Linked DNA regions of Mus musculus: all the other regions are linked to region 1. The links are chromatin loops, found by intact Hi-C in ENCODE. Cell type or tissue: heart. All regions are shown on one strand. Links, peaks and the distances in the headings refer to the core of each region. The heading gives the core; the rest is flanking DNA.

Region 1 (8,131 bases), core at 1,200-6,199:
CTAACACTGTGCCCTGGTGGAGAAAGCATTGGCCTATGATGCCCCCCAAACCCCCTCTTCTGATGTGCCTTTTGCACCCTTCCCATTAGGACAATCAGTCCCCTCCCACTTGGGCTCCCCCCCCCCCATTTTCTTTTCCTTAGCCCTTCTCAGTACCCAGCCTACCTGTCCAGGGGTGCCCCTTGCTCTCCTGCCCACCCCTCACGGCCATCCAGGCTGGTTTTGTAAGATGCTGGGTTGGTGCACAGTGATTTTTTTTTTCCTTGTAATTTAAACAGGCCTGGCATTGTTGGTTCTATTTAATGGACACGAGATAATGTTAGAGGTTTTAAAGTGATTAAACGTGCAGACTATGCAAACCAAGCCCGGTCTCCAGTGTCTATAGCTCTTCTCGGGACCCTTAGCTGTTTGACTGGGGAAGGGTGGGAACTAGGGGCCAGTTTGGCTTAAGTCAGAAGGCTTAAATGCCTCTAAGAGGTCTAGGGCTTCCACTGCTGAGGTCTGAGGGGATCCTGAGTGAACCCAGATCTGTGTGCTCCTTGGTTTTATCATGACATAAGCTAGTGTCACCTGGGAAGAGAAGCTTCAGTTGAGAAGTTGCCTCCATTGGATTGGCCTGTGGGCAAGTCGGTGGAGCATTTTGATACTGGCTGATGTGGAAAGGCCCGGTGTACTGGGGGTGTCTACCTTCCCATACAAAGATCCTGGGGTGCCTGTGAAAGCAAGTGGCCAGCGAGCAGTGTCCTCCGTGGTTCCTGTTTCAGCTCCAGCCCTGACTTCCCTTGGTGGTGGACTCTAATCCTTAAATCAGACAATCTCTCTCTCCAGGCTGCTTTCAGTTCTGGTGTTTATCACAGCTAGCCGAGCTCACCTTTAATCTCAGCATTTGGGAGGCAGAGGCAGGGCATCTCTTCATCTGAGGCCAGCCTGATCTACATAGCAAGTTCTAGGACTACACAGAGAGACCCTTTCTCAAAATAAAAGAAAAAACAAAACAAACAAACAAAAAAAACCCCAGCAAACCAGGATTGAATGGCTGGGGGAACCTGAGTCCCTCATGGGGAAATAATTTCTCCTCAGTTCTATACCCCACGCTGGCCCAGGCTGCCACTGAGACTCAACGCCCTGCCTGAGAGAAAGGGTGCTACCGGAACCCGGGCCCGAGAAGCAGGCCTCTGCTTAGGATTTTGACTTGGAGATTTTATATGCAAATAGTGGCTGGCGCCTGAGGTCTCCTTAGGGAATCCAGAGGAGGGACAGGATTAGGCTTCCTTCCTCTATGTCCCCCTGGCACCCTAGCACGCTGTCAGGATTCACATTAGTCCACACACCCTGGGTGCCCCGGGGGTCCCAACACCCTGCCTGAGGCCTCACCTTGAGTCCATCCCCACTGCATTTTGGGTTCCTTCCCCCGCGTTCGCGGGACCCTGGAGAGTGCCTGGTTCACAGGCCACTCTTCGCATGGCCATTCTTTGCCGGCCTCCTCCTCCCTTCCGTTTCCGTGGCTGAGCTGTCGCTGTAGGCTGTGGCCCAGGGCACGCAGAGTGGGGAGCAGGATGGGGGGGTGGGCTGTGCTCTCTCTTCCCTATAGTGGACCCGCCCCGCGGCCTAGGGCAACTGAAACCACGGAGGAGGAAGCAGGAATCAGGAACTGGCCCGGCAGATTCTGGGCCTTAGTCGGTCCACCGCCACCTACCCCAGGAGCAGCTGCCCGAGAAAGGTAACTCCACCTTCGAGATCCAGGAGTTTATGTGGAACACGGGCAGGGCTGGGCACCGGAAAGGGGCCAGGCGGGTGTTCTGGGAACCTGAAACCTGATGGGGGTGGGGCTAGGATCTTGGGAAGAGCAGGAAAGCCCAGTGATAGGGTTTTTTTTCGGTGGCTCCCGGAGGCCGCAGTCCAGCACTGTTGAAGGCCCTGGGCAGGGCAGGAGTCGGTAACACCCAGGAATGGTGTGGGGGAAGGGTCCTGTTAGGGACCTCCAGTCTGGTTCCTGGAAACAGGACCACTGGCTCTGAAATCTAGTCTAGTACATCGGAAGCAGAAGGGCCAGCCCCAGTCCAGGCTGCTCTCTGCACCTCTTGGTATTTTTTTTTTTTTTCTAAGCAGAACCCCACCCATGTCCCGCCCGCAGCCCTCTTCGACCGTAGCCTCATCTTCCATCACCAGCCGCTTCTTTTGTCTCCACTGAATGACCCGGTTTCTGTCCCCAGGACACCATTATGGGCTTCTCTTCAGAGCTGTGCAGCCCCCAGGGCCACGGGGCAGTGCAGCAGATGCAGGAAGCTGAGCTGCGCTTATTGGAGGGCATGAGGAAGTGGATGGCCCAGAGGGTCAAGAGTGACCGGGAATATGCAGGATTGCTTCACCACATGTCCTTGCAGGACAGCGGAGGCCAGAGCTGGAGCAGCGGCCCCGACAGCCCTGTCAGCCAGGTGAGCTTCCGTGAGCTCTCCCATTCACTTGCCCTCATCACCTCCCCGCTTAGAGGTGGGGTTGGAAAGGATGCAAACCCAGGCTTGCGGGCCATTGCCCTGTTCTTCCCATTTCCCTATCCCACAATGTGCTGTAGTCCTGGGCAGAGATAACAAGCCAGACCGAGAACTTGAGCCGGGTGCTGCGGCAGCATGCAGAAGATCTGAACTCGGGGCCCTTGAGCAAACTGAGCGTGCTGATCCGGGAGCGGCAGCACCTGAGAAAGACGTACAACGAGCAGTGGCAGCAGCTGCAGCAGGAGCTCACCAAGGTAGGCGGGCACCCAGAGGACGCTGTCGCAATAAGGTGCAGTTTTACACAAGAGTGCTTAGGGAAGCAGAAGTCACTGACCGCAGGCCCAGCTCCAGGATGGCCTGTGTGGCCTTGCCGCTGCAGCTTCCTCCTTTCCTCTCACAACTTTGGCTAACTTGCTACAGGGCCTGTTGAGCCACTGTGAGGGACTTGGGGGGGGGGGGCAAGTGTGCTTAGAGTGGACCCCGCCAGGGCCCCAGAGGCCGAATCCTGCCCTGGTCTGAGTCCCAGCAGCTCTTCAGCTACAGGCTGGGTTACAGGCAGCTGCTTTGTCTCTGGGTGCCTCTCTCCCCAATTCACTCACTGGTCAATCTCCCAGTACCACACCCCTCATTGCCACAGAGCTGGGTCCTACCATGGACCCACAGCGCCCTCTTGTGGTCCGCCTTCCCAGACTTTCCTAACTCAATTCTAGTTAAGGGTTTCATGCTCATTTGTCCTCCCATCGTTTGGGATCCTATGTTTCAGCGAAAGAATGGAGTAATTCCTGCAGAACTCTATGACCTACATGCTCGAAATATATACTAGCTGGCTCTTTAAGACTTTCCAAGTTGCCAGGCAGTGGTGGTGAACGCCTTTAATCCTACCACTTGGGAGGCAGAGGCAAACTGATCTCCAAGTTAGAGGCCAGCCTAGTCTGCAGAGTGAGTTCCAGGACAGCCAGAGCTACACAGAGAAACCCTGTCTCAAAAACATACCCCCCCCAAAAAAAAAGACTGGCAAAGTCTATGGATTCAATCAGTTACAGATGGGGAACCTGAGATTCAAAGAAGCCAAATGAAGCTTGCACATTTTGTCCCAGCATCCAAGCAAGAGAACTGGGCTGAGCATTCCAGTCTTGGGCCACCACCCGCTGTTCCTACTACCAGGAACATACTGTGCAGGGCTCTGAGCAAAATAAAAATGTTGGAAGTTAAGGTAAAAGACAAGTGTATGGTGGTCTATAATCCTTGCACTCAATCAATAGAGGCAGGAGGATTGCCATAGGTTGCAGACTGTCTTGGGCTATAGAGCAGGGGAACTTGCCCAGAACAAAACAAAACAAAACAAAACAAAACAAAACAAAACAAAACAAAAAGCTAGCGAGGCGGCTCGGTGTGTGAAGGTTGATTTACTGCCTTGCCTGACAACCCGAGTTTGGTCCCTGGGACTCACAGTAAGGAGAGACCCAGCTCCTGCACCTTGTCTTCTGACACTTCTACATGTGCACCATAGCACACACACACTCACACACACTCTCTCTCACACACACACATACACACACTCACACACACACTCTCACACACACTCACACACACTCTCACTCACACACTCACACACACACACACACACTCTCACTCACACACACTCTCTCTCACACACACACATACACACACTCACACACACACTCTCACACACACACTCACACACACACTCTCACTCACACACACACACATACACACACTCTCTCTCACACACACACATACACACACTCACACACACTCTCTCACACACACTCACACACACACACACACTCTCACTCACATACACACACTCACACTCACACACACACACACACACACACAAGCATGATTTTGTAGGGCTTAGTGTTAAGAATGTTTACTCTTTTTTAGAGGATCAGAATTCAGATCCCAATACCTACACCAAACAAAGCTTACAAATACCTATGACTTTAGCTCCCAGAGATCTGACAGCCTCTTCTGGCTTTGGTGGGCATGCCTTCCTGTACATACATACAACCACATATACATAAATGGAACAAAATTTTAAAATAAAATAGTAACTCAGTGTGAACTTGAGTGTCGTGGCTCATGTGTGTAATCCCAGCATTCCAGAGATAGGACTGTGACAAATTTGAGGCCAGCCTGGGCTACAGAATGGGTCCTGGGTAAGCCTGGAATAGTCTTGAGGTAGTGAGGCCCTACCTCAAAAAAAAAAAATTATGAGAAGGAAAAGAATTTCAATATGATAACCAAGCCTAAGGAGGTTTTTTTTGGGGGGGGGGGGTTCAAGACAGGGTTTCTCTGTATAGCCCTGGCTGTCCTGGAACTCACTTTGTAGACCAGGCTGGTCTCAAACTCAGAAATCTGCTTGCCTCTGTCTCCCGAGTACTGGGATTAAAGGCGTGCACCACCACCACCCTTCCGCATCATGAATACATTTCAAAGGCAGAAAACCAGGGACTGGGCGATGGCTCAGGGGCCCGGCGGAATTTTTTTTTTTTTTTGACTATAGGGTCATATGAATCTACATATCTGCCACCAGGAAGGATAGTAGGAGCCTGTCCCGAATTCTTTCCTGCCTCCTTCAGCAGCTCCTCTGACCCTGACCTTAGCAGCCCCCTTCCCCACAAGTCTCCAGACTCCCTGGGAAGGATGAGTTCCTCTAACCTGACAGCCTGGGCGGCAGGACCTTGCCTCAGATGTGATTGCCCCAGGCGTAAGGGTCTGCCTCCGCGCCCTGACCTCCCTTTTCCTTCCAGACCCACAGCCAGGACATTGAGAAGCTGAAGACTCAGTACCGGACCCTGGTACGAGATAGCACCCAGGCCAGGCGCAAGTACCAGGAAGCCAGCAAAGGTTCGCTCTTCTTCCTGGCAGGGAGAAAACCCAGTCTAGTAGACCTATAGCTAGTGCCCAGGGAGTGGGGGCTGCTCCTTAGGCCTCTGGGATACCAACCCCATGCCCTGAGCATGGGTATATGCGCGCCCACTCCCACTCTCCCTCCCTCCCTCTCACCTCTCACCTGGCAGACAAGGATCGAGACAAGGCCAAAGACAAGTATGTCCGGAGCCTGTGGAAGCTCTTTGCCCACCACAACCGCTACGTCCTGGGTGTGAGGGCCGCACAGCTGCACCACCACCACCACCACCGGTTCATGCTGCCTGGCCTGCTGCAGTCACTGCAGGATTTGCACGAGGAGATGGCGGGCATTCTGTAAGCGCAGTCCCGGTGCTGTCTAACCAACAGTAGAACAGAAGGCTGGAACTGGGCAGTGGGGGAGGGGTGGCGGTGCTAAGCCTTGGGGAGACAGGGTTTGGGGGTCAGCAGCACATTACTGCCTTATACATTTATTGGGGACCTAGTTCCAGAGTACTTCCTGTGTACCAGGCCCTACCCACAGAATCTCAGTGGTTCTGTTACCACTGCCAGTATACCTACTATCCTATCAGGAAGCAGAAGGCCAGGGCGGCCTTAAATGATTTATTTGCCTAAAGTTACTCACTTGCATATGAGCTAAGGTGTGTGTGGGGGGGGGTCACCCTAGAATTGTTCCGGAAGTGTTGCCCTAGGCTGAGCTAGCCTTCTTGCCTAGCCTGAGGTCCTCTGACTCAGTGGCTCTATGGGGTGGGGGGCAATGCAGGAAGGACATCCTGCAGGAATACCTGGAGATTAGCAGTCTGGTGCAGGACGATGTGGCATCCATTCACCGTGAGCTGGCTGCAGCTGCTGCTCGGATCCAGCCTGAGTTTGAGTACCTAGGCTTCCTGCGACAATATGGGTGAGCTGGTCCTTATCCTTGAGCCTCCTGAGCGCCAGGACTTCTGACGGATTCACTGAAGGACCTTGTCCACCCACAGATCCACCCCTGATGTGCCACCTTGTGTCACTTTTGATGAGTCGCTTCTTGAAGACGGGGAACAGCTGGAGCCAGGGGAGCTGCAGCTGAACGAGTTGACCTTGGAGAGCGTGCAACACACGTGTGTACTCCTCTGTCACGCTACCCACGTGTGGGTGTGGGCAGGGAGCCCTTGGCCAGGTGGCCAGGCTAGGTTGGCTCTGTTGGGGTGCATGTGGTGGGGGCCCAGCTTTCATTCTCCTGCCCTTGGGGTACAGGCTGACTTCTGTGACAGATGAACTGGCTGTGGCCACCAAAGAGGTGCTGAGCCGGCAGGAGATGGTCAGTCAGCTGCAGCGTGAGCTCCAAAGTGAGGAACAGAACACCCACCCCCGGGAACGGTGAGCAGGCCCCACGGGCAGCAGCCTCCTGACTCCCGCCCGCCCCTCTGCTGGTGCCGCAAGCTTCAGACCCACCCTCTCTCTGCCCTGCTCCTGCCTGCAGGGTGCAGCTTCTGAGCAAGAGGCAGATGCTGCAAGAGGCAATACAAGGGTTGCAGATAGCACTGTGCAGCCAGGACAAGCTTCAGGCCCAGCAGGAACTTCTGCAGAGCAAGATGGAGCAGCTCGGCACGGGCGAGCCCCCAGCCGTGCCGCTCCTTCAGGATGACCGCCATTCCACCTCCTCCACGGTGAGATGCGCCCTACCACGACGATGCCCTCCCCTGCCAGCCTGCTTGCAGGGGCTGTGCTCCTCATTTTTGCCCTCCCCCTCCCTAAGCCTGGCCACTCGCTGACGTCTGTCCCTGGCCTCAGGAGCAGGAGCGAGAGGGGGGAAGGACACCCACACTGGAGATCCTTAAAAGCCACTTCTCCGGAATCTTCCGCCCCAAGTTCTCTGTGAGTAGTACCAAGGCTGGGCCTCTACCTCTGCCCATCTAGTTAGGCCAGGCCAGGAGCCTCAGATAAGCTCCTTAGACCTCCACACCTGCATAGAAGGACCTGCCTGCCTAGACGGCTTTCACTGGGGCGGGGGTGAGGGTGAGGGGATGGGGGTTGTCAGGGGACATCCTTTCCTTCCTTGGGGTTCCAGGCTGCAGATACCTCTGAGCCCTACCAGCCCCCATGTTCTCTCCTCGCCATCCCTGTATGCTGCAGAGCTACTCCACTCCTCTGCCCGCTCTGGGAGTGACAGAGGGGCCCGTGGTTCAGAGGAGAAAAGTACTAACTTGGTTGGGATCTGCTAGCCTAAGCTTCCCATTCTGGTTGTGCTCAGAGCGAGCTTGAGCCAGGCCAGCCGCTCTAGTGTCGCTGTAAGGAGAAGAGCATATGAGAAACCCCACGCTGGCCCAGGGTTCTCCCGCTCTGAGCCAGTCCAGTGACTCCTGCGTGCTCCTCCCAGATCCCTCCACCACTGCAGCTCGTGCCGGAGGTGCAGAAGCCTCTCTATGAGCAGCTGTGGTACCACGGGGCTATCCCTCGGGCAGAGGTAGCTGAGCTGCTAACACACTCCGGGGACTTCCTGGTTCGGGAGAGCCAGGGCAAGCAGGAGTATGTACTGTCTGTGATGTGGGATGGCCAGCCCCGACATTTCATCATCCAGTCCTCAGATGTGAGTGGGCTGGGAAGCTGACCCTATTCCTTCCGTCTTCCCCCTCTCTAGGGAAATGGTCTAGAGCTCCGTGACCTTGAATATAGGGAGTAGCCGTCCCTGCTTTAGGTGCCTCCTTCTCTAACTCAGTTGGAGTCAGAGAAGGTAGCAAGAGTGTCACCCATGTGTCCTAGGT
Region 2 (6,565 bases), core at 1,566-6,565, 300 kb before region 1:
CAGGGTTTCTCTGTGAAGCCCTGGCTGTCCTGGAACTCTCTCTGTAAACCAGGCTGGCCTTGAACTCAGAAATCTGCCTGCCTCTACCTCTCAAGTGCTGTGATTAAAGGCATGCGCCACCACCACTGCCCAACGGGTCTGTCCTTCTTGCATGTGGATCCTGGGGATCAGACTCAGGATGTTAGGCCTGGTGGCAGTGCCTTTACTCACTGAGCCACCTTGCTGGTCCCTGGTTGAGGCTTTTTTTTTTTTTAATTAGGTGAAATAAAGGTGAAGAAAGTACATTATTTTGATAGTTGATCTACTACCAGAGACCTTACTAAGTGACCACACAGGCAGGCGGTCTGTAGGGCACGGTATGCTTGGTTAGTGGATCCCTCCCACCCATTGTGAGACGACACAATGTTTCATCATGCTGCTCAGATTGGCAAGCAATGTAAAAACTCATGAATTATGAATTTTTTGGAAATGTCCCACTTAATATTTTTAGACTACGGTTGATGGAGTATAATTGAAGCCTTGGAAATGAAACTGTGGGTGGGGAACAGTCTCCTCCTGTGTGTTTTCTGAGCCTCTGCTTGGAGCTCAGTGTAGTGACAGCTTTCCCAGCTGGCTTCCAATCTCAAGAGAGGGAATGGTTCCTTTGCTGCCTCTTGTCTGCAGCCTGGCGCTCCATCAGCGTCTGCTCTCAGCCCTCCAAACAGGCATCTCAGCAACCCCTTTATTACCCGAACTAGCCAGAAAGTCCTACTTTATTTGGTTTTGTTTGTTTGTTTGTTAAGGTGGTGGGGAAGGAGGGCTGACTCACTCTGTAGACCAGGCTGGCCTCCAACTCACAGAGACCCAACGGCAGCCTTTGCTTCCTAAGTACTGTTATTAAATGGTGTGTGCCACCATGCCCAGATTTTTCTTTTGTTTTCTTCTTTTTTTAAAGATTTATTTTGATTGCATTTAATCATGTGTCTATGTGCCTCTGTGTGGCATGCATACTTGGGTGCAGGTGCCTGTGGAAGCAAAGTTATCATAGTCCCTGGAGAGAGAGTGACAGGTGGCTGTGAATGCCCAATTTGGGTGTTGGGTACCAACCTCAGGTTCTCTGAAAGAGTAACACATTTGCTTTTTTTTTTTTTTTTTTTTTTTGAGACAGAGTGGCCCAGAATGACCCTTAACTTGCAGTCTTCCTGCCTCCACCCTCCAGGTAGTGAGATCTCAGATGTATGACACCATGTCCAGCCTGGCTCATCTGTGTGAAAATGAACTCAGTATGGCATAAAAGCAGAAGGCAACACGTAAAGAAAAAGCATGGATGGACTGGAGGGATGGCTCAGTGGTTAGGAGTGCCTACTGCTCTTGCAAAGGGTCAAGGTTCAGTTCCCGGCACCCACATGGTACAGATGGTAGCTCACAAGCAACCGTCTGTAACTCCAGCTCCAGGGGACTAAGGCCACCTTCTGGCTACCAAGGATCCCTATACATAGATGCTGCACATAATTGCATGCAAGCATACACACATACATATAAAAATCAAGAAATATAAAATAAGAAAAAAAAGCATGGTGGGTAGGACAATACAACAGACACATAAGCCTAATTATAACAAAACAATCTAGGGACTAGTGAGCTCCCTAAGTCGGTAAATGTGCCTGCCACCAACCTGAGTTATTGGCGGATGTGAGTACACACACACACACACACACACACACACAAAATGAATAATGAATGAATGTAAAAAACCAACACATATAAAAACAGTTGCAGGAAATACAAAAGTTGCACATCATGTCTATAAATTCTTTTTGGTTTTGTTTTTGAGACAAGGTCATCATACAGTCTGGACTGGCTTTCTTCTCATTATGTAGCCAAGGAGGACCTTGAACTACTGATCCTGCTGCCTCTAACTCCTGACTGCTAGGATTACAGGCACTTGCCATAATGCCCAGCCTCATTTTTGTATAAATTTTAAACATAAAACTTCCTATCCCACATAGAGTAACTGGATTAATAAATCATACACAATAAAAGGAAGAACAGAATAATAAGTATATGTTAATTTTGAAAAAATGAACAGTAGTGTTAGACATCACTACCAACATAGTTACTTTTTATGGAGACAAAGAATGAGGTGGGGTTCTTTTTTTTTTTTTTTTAAATAAACTCCAAGCATATGAAGCAAAACGATTTTTAAAAAGTCTTATTGTGTATGTGTGTCTAGGTATGTGCTTGCTACAGCCTGAGTGTGGAGGCCAAAGGACAAGTCTCAGGAGTCAGTTATCTCCTTCCACATGAGTCATTTAGCTGGCCCCAAAATGCCTTTTAAATTTTATTTGCAGTGTTGGAATCAAACCCAAGGCCTAGGGCTTGTCACACAAGCGCTCTACAGCTGAACACCGTCCCCAGGCTCTGCAAAAATGTTTTGATGGTTTAATCATGAGGTGCGTGGGCGTTGTTGTTATTTTCCGTATTTCTCCTCATGTCGCTAATACGTCCTAATTCACAGAACACAGTCATGCTCAACACTCTCCAGGACATCTTGGTGTACAATTATGTTGGAAGCAGCTTCTGGGCTAAAAAGGGGGAAGCCTGACGAGGCCACTTGCTGTTTTACCAGCGAAGTTGAACGGATGGGAGAGATGGCTCAGTTAAGAGTACAAACAGCTCTTACAGAGGCAAAGACCCGTGTTTGGTTCCTAGATTAGTGTGATCTCCGTGGGTGCCTGCATGCACATATACATATGTACACATCCACACTGGGCAGTGGTACCCAGCGGCTCTCACACATTGGTGCAGCTTAACTTTACAGACGTGATATAGGTGTGAGAAGTCCCGAAGCAGGCTGGGGACCGTGGGCTCAGCCCTCGGTCGGCTCGCCGGAGGTCGAGCTCCCCGGCTGGGAGGCCGGGCTTCGGGGCCCGGAGGCCGGGCGGGCCGCGCCGAGGGCGGAGCCGCCGCGCGGGGGCGGACCTCGGCGCGCTCCCGGCCGCTCGCTGGCTCTGGGGCCGCGGCGGCTCCTCTGCCGGGTCGCGCCGGAGGACAGGTTTCGGGCGGCGGCTTGGGCGGCCTGCGGACAGACCGGGTGGGCCGAGCAGCGGAACCCCGCGCCTGCCGTGTGCCTAGCCCGCTAGCGCCGGGCGCGCGCCATGGCCGCCTCGCCCGGTTCGGGCAGCGCCAACCCGCGGAAGTTCAGTGAGAAGATCGCCCTGCACACGCAGCGGCAGGCCGAGGAGACGCGGGCCTTCGAGCAGCTCATGACCGACCTCACCCTGTCCCGGGTGAGCTCCGGGGCCGGCGCGAGCGGTGCGGGCGGGTCCGCGCGGCGGGGAAGAGGTCGCCGGGCCGAGGCGGCGGCGGCGGAGCCGGGCGGGGGCCGCGGGTGGGGAGTGGGGCCGGGGCGGCCGCGGCCTCGGCTCTGGCCGGCCTGGCGACACCGAATGCGGCTTGCTATCTCGGTGGACGGGCCTCGGTGCGTTGAGCTGGAAACGGCCGAGCCCGGGGAGGCGGGCAGCGGGGCCGGGCGGCCTAAGCGGGAGGATGACCCCGAGAGGAAATCGCACGCAGCTGCAGCTCAGAGGCCGGACCGAGGCACGCCTGGTTCGGGCGGTGCGGCTTCTCCGTGGACACCCACGGCCAGCGAGCCCTTGACTGTCGGCGTAGAAGGCCTCGGGGGCCGGAGGGTCGCACATCCTCCCCGAGGGGAAGACTTGGTGCACGCACAAGCGAATCGACGGCTGGCCCCTGAGTGGCAGGGGGCCTTGGTACCACGTTGAGATTCCGTGGCTTTCCCTCCTTCGCCTCTTGGAGGTGCTTTCCGTGGTCCGGTGCATTTGCTCAGCATCAGATATTTAGTGAGAACTGACAGGGTGCCTAGCGCAGATGGTGACTGCGGAGGGACCCAGAGGAATGAGTAAGAGCGAGTCGGAACAAACACCTGGGAGGCTAGACAACTGGAGCGGACGGCAGGGGATGGAGACGGCAGGAGTGTCTGTGTAGACTGCAGAGGGTCAACGTGAGTGGGCAGCCTTGAGGATTCTGAGTGCTGGCCTTGAAGGCACATTGTCAGATGGGGGAGGCTAGGAAGATGCTGGGGGTGGACAGCTGGAAGCAGACGTGTGAGCAGATTGCAAGCTGGTTGTTTCCCTGCTTCCCAAGGTGCAAGCGTATTCTATTTTGGCCACCATAGTGTTTGGGATTGAAAAACAAAAACAAGAAAACTAAAATCTGTTGCTAGGGTTTAAATTGGGAGTTTTTTCTTTTAACATAAATTTAACATAAACTAAACTAACATAAATGTATAGCATAAACTAAACGGACTTACTTTAAAATTAAGAGACTTGGAAACAATCTTGAGTGTTACTTCCCTCAAGTGGAGTGTGAACTCTTTCTTGCTATAATACACTTTACACGGCTCACTGTTACAGCCCCCTACACCGAGACCACTCATCAGTAAGGGCAAAGTGGACTGCTTTCTGAACTTCCATTCTCCATGCACTGAAGGAAGAAGAAGAAAAAAAGGAATATATGAGAGATAAGAGATAGATACAGGATACAGATAGATACAGCCTTCTGTATAGAAGGCTGAAAATTTCAAGGAAAAAAATGTCCTTATGCCCTGAGCAGTTATACTGCTTACAGGTTGGCATCTAAGGCCTTGACATTTTGTGACCTTGATTAGACTGAGCCTGACAAGCTTCGGATGTATTGAAGAGGTGTGGGTAAAAGCCATGGATTAGTGTAAGGCCTGTGTTGATGTTACAAGGCAGACTTTATGCACACATACATGTGCTCTATGTGTCTGTATAGCTAGAGTTGGTCCAGTCGCTCATGCGATTTTGAGGCCCCCTTTAAATCATCCTTTGTGCTGAGGTCATGAGTGATATACAGATTATTTTTAAATGTTTTTTTAAAGATTTATTTATTATTATATGTAAGTACACTGTGGCTGTCTTTAGAAGAGACATACCAGAAGAGGGTGTCAGATCTCTATCACAGATGGTTGTGAGCCATGTGGTTGCTGGGATTTGAACTCAGGACCTCTGGAAGAACAGTCAGTGCTCCTACCCTCTGAGCCATCTCTCCAGCCCCCAGATTATTTTTGTGCTCTGTAGCTCGGCTGGCTTCTAGCTCGACATCCCTTTTCCTTAGTTCATTAATGCTGGGATCACAGACATGCACCATCAGATCTGGGTCAGATTTTTAAAAACAGGTCCTCCTAGATCCTTAGTGTTCATATAGTTTTGATTTTACTCATGTGTGTTTGCACATAATCTTGTGTATATAGTTCACTAGGTAGAGCGTCTATACACTCATAGACCAAAACATTTATGTGTGCAATAACTCAAGGTTACAAATTCATAAATCCAAGTCAAATTTCATGTAGTATGAGAAATGCTATTCTGATGCACTGAACTTGGGGTCTCTATGTGATATGTTGAATTTAATGAACCTGATCAACTGTGGCTTATAGGCTAATCCAGTTGCTATTTCTGCTAATTACTACAAATTACTACAAACTTATGCCATTTTGCCCTGTACCTGGGCCAGGGAGTCATTTGCATGTTAGTTCAGCCTGTGTTTTCTCCTTGACCAATGGGTCCCATTGTGTTTGAACAGACACTTGTGACAGCCCTGAGTGTGCCCAGGGAATTTTTGCTTATTTAGGTTTTTTTTCTTAATTTATTTATGTATATGAGTACACTTTAGCTCTCTTCAGACGCAACAGAAGAGGGCATCGGATCTCATTACAGATGGCTGTGAGCCACCATGTGGTTGCTGGGATTTGAACTCAGGACCTCTGGAAGAGCAGCCAGTGCTCTTAACCGCTGAGCCATCTCTCCAGCCCTGCTCCTTTAGTATTTTAAAGGCTTATTTCCCCACAGAAGTCACAGAATGAAACACTTCTCATAAAGAACTCCTGGGTCCTCAAGTGTTTGTGCACTCTCATTTGGAGAATCGTCCATGTAGTTGGCAGAGGGTGATTGGGTGACCAGTGTACTGACTTTGCTTACTGCTTACAGCAGGCATGTTAACTGATGGGCAGGCACTGCAGTGATCTAGATAACATTTCTTCTTAGCCTGTGTGGAGCTTCAGCTGCTCACGTTATCACGGCCAGTCACTGGGACTGACTTGAACACTACTGAGGGTCTAGATTAGCGGTTCTCAACCTGTGGGTCAGGAGTCCCACAGACGTGGCTGATCAGAGTTTTGCACTACAATTCACAACAGTGGCACAATTACAGTTAGGAAGTAGCAATGAAGTACTCTTACGGTTTGGGGTTACCACAATATAAGGAGTTTTATTAAAAGGTTGCTGTATTAGGAAGGTTGAGAACCACGGCCCTAGATTTTGGAGAATTTTTTTTTCCAGGTTGCTTGCTTCAGCTTCCTCAGAAACAGTGTGAAAGGTTTTGTTTGTTTGGTTTGGCTTGGTTTTTTTCAAGACAGGGTTTCTCTGGCTGTCCTGGAATTTTCTCTGTAGACAAGGCTGGCCTCGAACTCAGAGATTTTCCTACCTCTGCCTCCTGAGTGTTAAGAGTACAGGTGTGCACCACCATGCCCAGCTAGCAGAGA
Region 3 (6,565 bases), core at 1,566-6,565, 150 kb before region 1:
GTGTGCCCATCCCCAATATAGGGGATTTTGAGCACTCAGGGCAAATATTCTACCTTTGAACTACACTCCCAGCCCCACAATAAAATTGAAATCATCTCTAAATTGCAATACCTAACACAAGATGGATGGATGGTTAGAGGCTTTTCTTTTTACTTTTTCTTTTTCTTTTTCTTTTTTTTTTTTTTTTTTTTTTTTGGGTTTTTGAGACAGGGTTTCTCTGTGTAGCCCTGGCTGTCCTGGAACTCACTCTGTAGACCAGGCTGGCCTCGAACTCAAAAATCTGCCTGCCTCTGCCTCCTGAGTGCTGGGATTAAAGGTGTGCGCCACTACGCCCGGCTAGAGGCTTTTCTGTCCTCAATTTGTTTTGAGACATGGCCTCCACTCTGCAGTCCAAGCTGGTCTCATACTCATGGCAATTCTACCTCAGAGTTCTGGGAGTACAAGTATGACCAGACATATCCAGCTGTAAGTACTGCTTAAAAAACAACACAACAAGACAACATTAAAAAGAAAATTCAGTCTGGTTTTGGTGGTGCATGCCTTCTCTTCCAGCACCTACAAGACAAAGGCAGGCATATCTCTGTGGGTTTGAGGCCAGCCAGGACTACATAGACAAAAAAAAATGAAAAAAAAAAAGTTCAAGGTTGGTTGAAACCAAGGACTATGTGGATGTAGAACCCCGCCCCCCTCTTTCTCTTTCTCTCTCTCTGAGACACATGCTGTTGCCAGGCAAACCTCTCATCACCCACTCTTACTATCACAAAGTCCCCCCAGATGTGATCCTGCATATGCAGATGTGGAGGGTCTGCTGATACCGTGACCTGAGATAGCATGTTCGTGGCTTCGATTGCTACCATTTTGTGTAGAGACAGAGTCTGGCTCTGTAGCTCCATCTTCTTGCATTTCATCAAAGCTGCCTTGTAGTCTTTCTATCTTGCTGAGCTCTGAGGAAGGTTGTACTGAAGGTGGAATCCAGAGCCTTCTCTGTGCTAAGCTAAGCTCCTGCTCTACCACTGAGCTGTAACCCTTCCCCGATTTCCTGGCCTTACCGTTAAGTCTGAAAAGTGTGAGGAGAGAGACCCAACCTACAACCATCTAACTGCAGCATCATTTATTTTAGAGGTGCACCCGAGACTGATCAGCTGGCTGTCCCACCCTAAATTGGAATTTTAGAGATCAGCCCTGAATATGAGGAAGACAGGCTTTTATAGCTCAGGGTAGGGGGTTTCCAAATGAGGGGTTTGGTGGGCAAAATACTCAGGGTTACAGGAGCAGAACATACACATAGCAAGCTAGTTATAATGACCTCCTGAAATGAAGATGTGATTGCCATTCCTAGAATAGGCGGTACAGAACCATGTGTACTTATAGGTGGGACATAGGGACATTGAGAAACAGAGGCTGAATCATAAACAGAAGTGAACCTAGTTTGTTTTTACTATAAGATGACTTTTAAGCCTTACATGGAAGCGTGCTGGTCTTTCACTTGCCCTCAGATCAGGGCACCTTCTCTGCAGTCTTTTCTGGTCCTCCACATCTGCATTTGCATCCCTGTTGTGATAGCATAACTTGAGCTAGCATGTTCATGACATTGATTGGTACTGTTTTGTTTTGGGACAGGGTCTGGCTACATACCTCAGGCTGACCTCAAATTGGAGATCTTCCTGCATCTGCCTCCCGAGTGTTTCAATTATAAGCATGCACCACCACAGCTAACTTGTATTGCTACTATGAATATTAACTTATGTATTGTCCCTCTCGACAGACTGAGCCCAGATGTATTGTAGTTCTTCAGGGCCCATCTAGCACAATGACTTGACTAGGGACAGAGAAGTGAAGATAAACGAAAAAGGAGAATGTGACATGCAGGCACATTTAGCTAAGTGTTCCTTCAGGAAGTTGTGAGCATCACACTTACTGCCTGGGTGCGACCACTTGAGTCCCAGTGTTGTTGGTTCTACTCTTTTTGGTAGATTGTTCATATCTTCTTCTTACCTCTATTCTGTATGCTTTTCCATTTGCTATTTAAAAACTGCTTAATTATTGGGGTCTGGTGCTGCAGGCATGCTCCTTGGAAGGCAAGGGCATTAAAATTTCAATGCATAGCTGGGTAGTTGTGTTAACCACCTTTAATGCCAACACTTGGGAGGCAGAGGTAAGTGGATCTCAGAGTTCAAAGCGAGGCTGATCTACAGAGTGAGTTTCAGGACAGCCAAGACTACACAAAGAAACCCTGTCTCAGAAAGAAAGAACAAACAAAAGAGAGAAAGAAGAAATGAGGAGGAAAGGAAGGAAGGAAGGAAAAAGAAAAGGGAAAAAGAGAAAAAAAAGGAAGGAAGGAAGGAAGGAAGGAAGGAAGGAAGGAAGGAAGGAAGGAAATTTCAAGGCATGCCTGCACTTCCTAGCACTCAGAAGGCAGAGGCAGGCAGATGTCTCTAAGTTTGAGGCCAGCTTAGTCTACATAATTAAGTAACAGGCTAGCTAGGGCTACATAGACGCAGCTTTAAAAACATTTTATCAGTTTGTCAGCAGGATGCCTAAAGATGCAGACACATATAGATAGTAAGAAATTTACAATAATGAAACACATGAGTCTAGTCATCATCTGCAGCTATACTTCCTTGGTTTTTGTAACTCATAATAGTTTAGCACAAATGCAATATATAGAACTTGCATATTGTATTTTGGATCTCTAGGTATTTTCACTATATGTGTCCTCTAACCCACAACTCTCCACCAGTTTTCTCTAGATATGAATATTTAAATTTTATAAAGATCCCACATATAAGATCATGCAATAATAATTTACTGTGTCTGGCTTATTTCACTTAGCATAATGTCCCTAAATGGAAAGATCTGGTTCTTTTTACCAGGCTAATTACTATTCTGATGTGCATTTCCCGTCTTTCTCCTGACAGCTTATTTTCATATCTTGGCTATTGTGGATTATGCAGCAATGAACAAGGGAAAGCTGATAGCTTTAGGAAGTTATTTATTAATTTTCTTTGGGTATATGTCAGAGGAGATGTTTCTGGGTCATGAGGTAACTTTTAGTATCTTTCAAATCCTTTGTACTGTTTTCCATATTGTTGTAACAGTTTGAATTTACTCCTTAAAAGAGGGAAAGGGTCCGGCAGTGGTGGCATACGCCTTTGATCCCAGCACTTGGGAGGCAGAGGCAGGTGGATTTCTGAGTTGGAGGCCAGCCTGGTCTACAGAGTGAGTTCCAGGACAGCCAAGGCTATACAGAGAAACCCTGTCTCAAAAAACCAAAATAAATAAATAAATAAATAAATAAATAAATAAAATAAAAAGAGGGTAAGGACAGATGACAGGGTTGGAAGAGAAAAAAATTAACAAGAGCCCACTTTGGTGGAATATGTAATCCTAGTATTTGGGAAGTGTAAGTAGGTGGATCGGGAGTTCAAGGTCAGCTTCTCCTACACAATTTGGTGGAGGTTTGAGGCCAACCTGGGCTATGTAAGGTCCGGTCTCAAAAAAACTAAAAGTTACAAAAATAGAAGATCAGGCATCACCGGGCTGCATTCATGGTGGAAGCTACCCACTAGAACTGAAGCTTCACCCTCGGCATCTGCATGCCAGCTGAAGTATCTGAGCTTGCGACCGATTAATGACAGTCAGCAGTGGAAGAACCGCCGAAGTTTCACAAGAATAGAGGGTGAGATCCAAAAGAAGAGGCCCACAGACGCTTCGCCTGATTTACCGGAACTAGCAAGCCTCGGCTGTCTTCAAACATCACAAAATCTCTACCATGCCACAGACTGGGCTTCAGGCGCCTTTCCCTACACTAGGAAAACAAAAAACAAAAAACAAAACAAAGCCTTACTACGCCGGAAGCCAGGTAGTTTGCCATAATCACCTGACCGGTCAGCTGCATTCGGATTGGGCTTTAGTAGTACGTGCTCGGGGGATACCGCCCCAGCAGCTCTAGGGGCGGGGCCAGGAGCCAGAGGCCACGGTATTGGTTAGATCCTTCAGGGATTACCCAATCAGAATCATCCTTCTTGCCGCGCAGAGCGTGCGGCGCGGGGCGCAGGAGGGCCGTGTCGGCGCGCGGAGTTTGGATGGTGGTTCCGCCCGGCGCGACGTAAGCCTGAGTGAGGTGAGTTCGGCGCGCGCTGGGTTGCGGTGGCTCCGCCGACTAACAGAGCCCGAGGCCTTGGCCATTTCACCAGTCATCCGTCCCAGGTTCTCCGAGCCTCGCTTGTGGCGAGAAGCCCAGACCGGAGTAGAGACCTGGTGACCCAGAAAAGGCCATGTCAGGCGGCCGAGGCTCGAGTCTCACTGTCCACACTTTCCTTAAGGCCTTGATTGTCATACGCGAGAAATTAGCTCATCTGCTTCCCGTAGTTTGTGTAGTGCTGCAACGACCCCTCGTAGCAATGCATGCTTTCGAGACGCCAGAAGAGGTGGAGGTGCCCTGTTTTTAATCGGAGAAGCAGGAGCTCAGACCTCGTTTGCCGAAAGGGCGCGCGGGCTTGGATGCCAGATGAGGTTTGAATAGGACCTGCCCAGCTCTGAAGCCTATCTCACTGCCCCAGGCTTCCTCCCAGTCCCTCTTAACTGTCATAGGTTACCGGGTGAGGGTGACTGAGATGAACCTGCCATCTTCCGGTGTCGCCTTTAAATACACAGCTCTCCTACCTCAGCAAGGGGTAGGGGTGGGAAAGACTGATCGAGAGATGACAAGATGGAGGAGAAGGAGAGAGGCAGACGCCTGGGGAGTAATACATTTAATTGAGCTTGGAAGGAACTTGTCTCAGCCATCCAGTGCTGAGTTGACGTCACACCGTCTCAGCCATCCAGTGCTGAGTTGACGTCACACCGGCTTGAGTCAACATTTTGTTAGCCTGACTGCTATTCTGTTTGGATGTCACTTTAACTTTGCTTGGATGAAGTGGGATTTTTAGGTTCCCAAGATAGGGATTTAGTACCAGTTTGTTTGTTTTGGATCTTGTAGTCCCGTCTGGCCTCAAACTTGTAGAGCTGAGGGTGACTTTGGACTCCATGATCTTTTCAGCCTCAACCTCTCAAGTGCTTGAGTTACAGACCCATGTCACCATCCCTGTTATTTAAAGTGTATATACTGTGAAATATGTACTTCTGCAAAAGAGACTCACAGATTTCTCTGTGTAGCCCACTGTAGACCAGGCTGGCCTCGAACCCTGATTCCACTGCCTTTCCCTCCTGAGTGCTGGAATTAAAGGCAATGGCTGCCACTGCTGGACAGAATGTAGCATCTTAAACTTGGTTGAGGGACATGCTCTATTTTCTAAATTTTTACCTTTTGTCAGGAATGGAGATAGGAGTATGTTCTTGTCCATGTTTGTGTGTGTGTGTTAATGTGCAAGAAGACCAGAGGTACCTTCTGCAGTTGTCTTCCATCTTAGTGTTTGGGGCAGTCTCACTGAACCTGGAACTTACTGATTAAACTAGCAAGCCTCCCAGGACTGGCATTATAGATGCACATTACCACTCCTGACTTTCTAAGTGGGTTCTGGAGATCTGAAATCAGGTCCCTATGTTCATACTACAAGCAGTTTACTGACTGAGCCATCTTCCCAGGCCTTTTCTGTCTTACCAGGTTCAAAGTAATTGAAAAATTATCTGTATAATTTTGTGCCTAAAAGCCTTTGAGTATCTTGCTTTCCTGTAGAATAAGATCAGTTGCCACTAGGAATTTTGGTGGTTCACACCTATGACCCCAATTGGCACTTTGAATGAGACAGGAGAATGGAAAGTTAAGAGCAGCTTTATAAAGACTATCTTAGAAGCAAGCTACCTCCCAGAGCAAGCCTATAATCCACACACACATAGAAGGTGGAGACAGAAGGATCAGAAGTTGAAAGTTTTCCTCGGGTGCATAGTAAATTTGAGACCGGTCTAGACTATATGAGACCCTGTCTCCAAAACCCAAAACAAACATTAAAATGCTCATTACATTTATAATGTCTTTCTGTCACTCTGGCTATTATTGTTTTTGTTATTATTAATATTATTTTGGGGGTGGTTTTGAGTCAGGGTTTCTCAGTGTAGCTCCGGCTGTCCTGGAATTTACTCAGTAGACCAGGCCTTGAACTCAGAGATTTGCCTGCCTCTGCTTTCTGAGCGCTGAGATTAAAGGTGTGCACCACTACTGCCTGACTCATAACAAAACTTTAACAGTATTTTTTATTTGTGTGTGAGCTTGATGGGATCAGAGAACAACTTGCAGTTCTCTGCCATCGTGTGGGGCCAGGGGATTCGAATCAGGTTCTCAGGCTTGGCCAGCAGTCTTACTGCCTAAGCCAACCGAATGGTCCTGTTTTTGTTTTTTTCACAAGTTCTTAACACATTTTAGTTATAAAATAGGCTATAATAGATTTTTCTTAGGTAATTGTTTACAGTGTACTCATACTTGAGTGGTTCACATTTTTTAGTTTAGTATTCTGTGTAGCATACAAGCACTCTAACTGTGAACTATACCATCAGCTCTTGGTTTTTGAGACAAGATTTTATTATATAGCTCAGGTTGGCTGTGACCTGGCTATCCTTGCTTCAGCCT

What was found. Peaks named below come from ENCODE experiments on the same cell type or tissue, not always from the same donor. Only the 100,000 strongest peaks of a DNase experiment are listed, where the experiment ranks them.
Region 2: it touches region 1 in a loop (4-fold over the local background); 16 of 42 quality-filtered maps call a loop at or near these places.
Region 3: it touches region 1 in a loop (2.4-fold over the local background); 3 of 42 quality-filtered maps call a loop at or near these places.

Annotation. Positions count from the first base shown.
Region 1 is chr7:80,381,426-80,389,556 of GRCm38, reverse strand. It overlaps Fes (feline sarcoma oncogene), which reads left to right and starts at 1,611. Exons shown (of 19, transcript NM_010194.2): 1 at 1,611-1,720; 2 at 2,214-2,435; 3 at 2,573-2,746; 4 at 5,270-5,366; 5 at 5,540-5,723; 6 at 6,151-6,288; 7 at 6,368-6,487; 8 at 6,624-6,746; 9 at 6,850-7,036; 10 at 7,161-7,244; 11 at 7,747-7,956. The coding sequence starts at 2,223. It overlaps Furin (furin (paired basic amino acid cleaving enzyme)), which reads left to right. Exons shown (of 16, transcript NM_011046.3): 16 at 1-363. In heart, for the core only: a CTCF peak has its summit at 3,166 (motif pointing left); DNase peaks (open chromatin) are centred at 1,536, 2,396, 2,946 and 3,106; H3K4me3 peaks cover 1,930 bases; H3K27ac peaks cover 2,042 bases.
Region 2 is chr7:80,685,311-80,691,875 of GRCm38, reverse strand. Crtc3 (CREB regulated transcription coactivator 3) reads left to right here and starts at 2,999. Exons shown (of 15, transcript NM_173863.2): 1 at 2,999-3,269. The coding sequence starts at 3,138. In heart, for the core only: CTCF peaks have their summits at 3,160 and 3,754; DNase peaks (open chromatin) are centred at 2,415, 2,985 and 3,655; H3K4me3 peaks cover 2,397 bases; H3K27ac peaks cover 1,919 bases.
Region 3 is chr7:80,532,601-80,539,165 of GRCm38, reverse strand. It overlaps Blm (Bloom syndrome, RecQ like helicase), which reads left to right and starts at 4,047. Exons shown (of 22, transcript NM_001042527.2): 1 at 4,047-4,123. In heart, for the core only: a CTCF peak has its summit at 4,055; DNase peaks (open chromatin) are centred at 3,965 and 4,605; H3K4me3 peaks cover 2,306 bases; H3K27ac peaks cover 1,870 bases.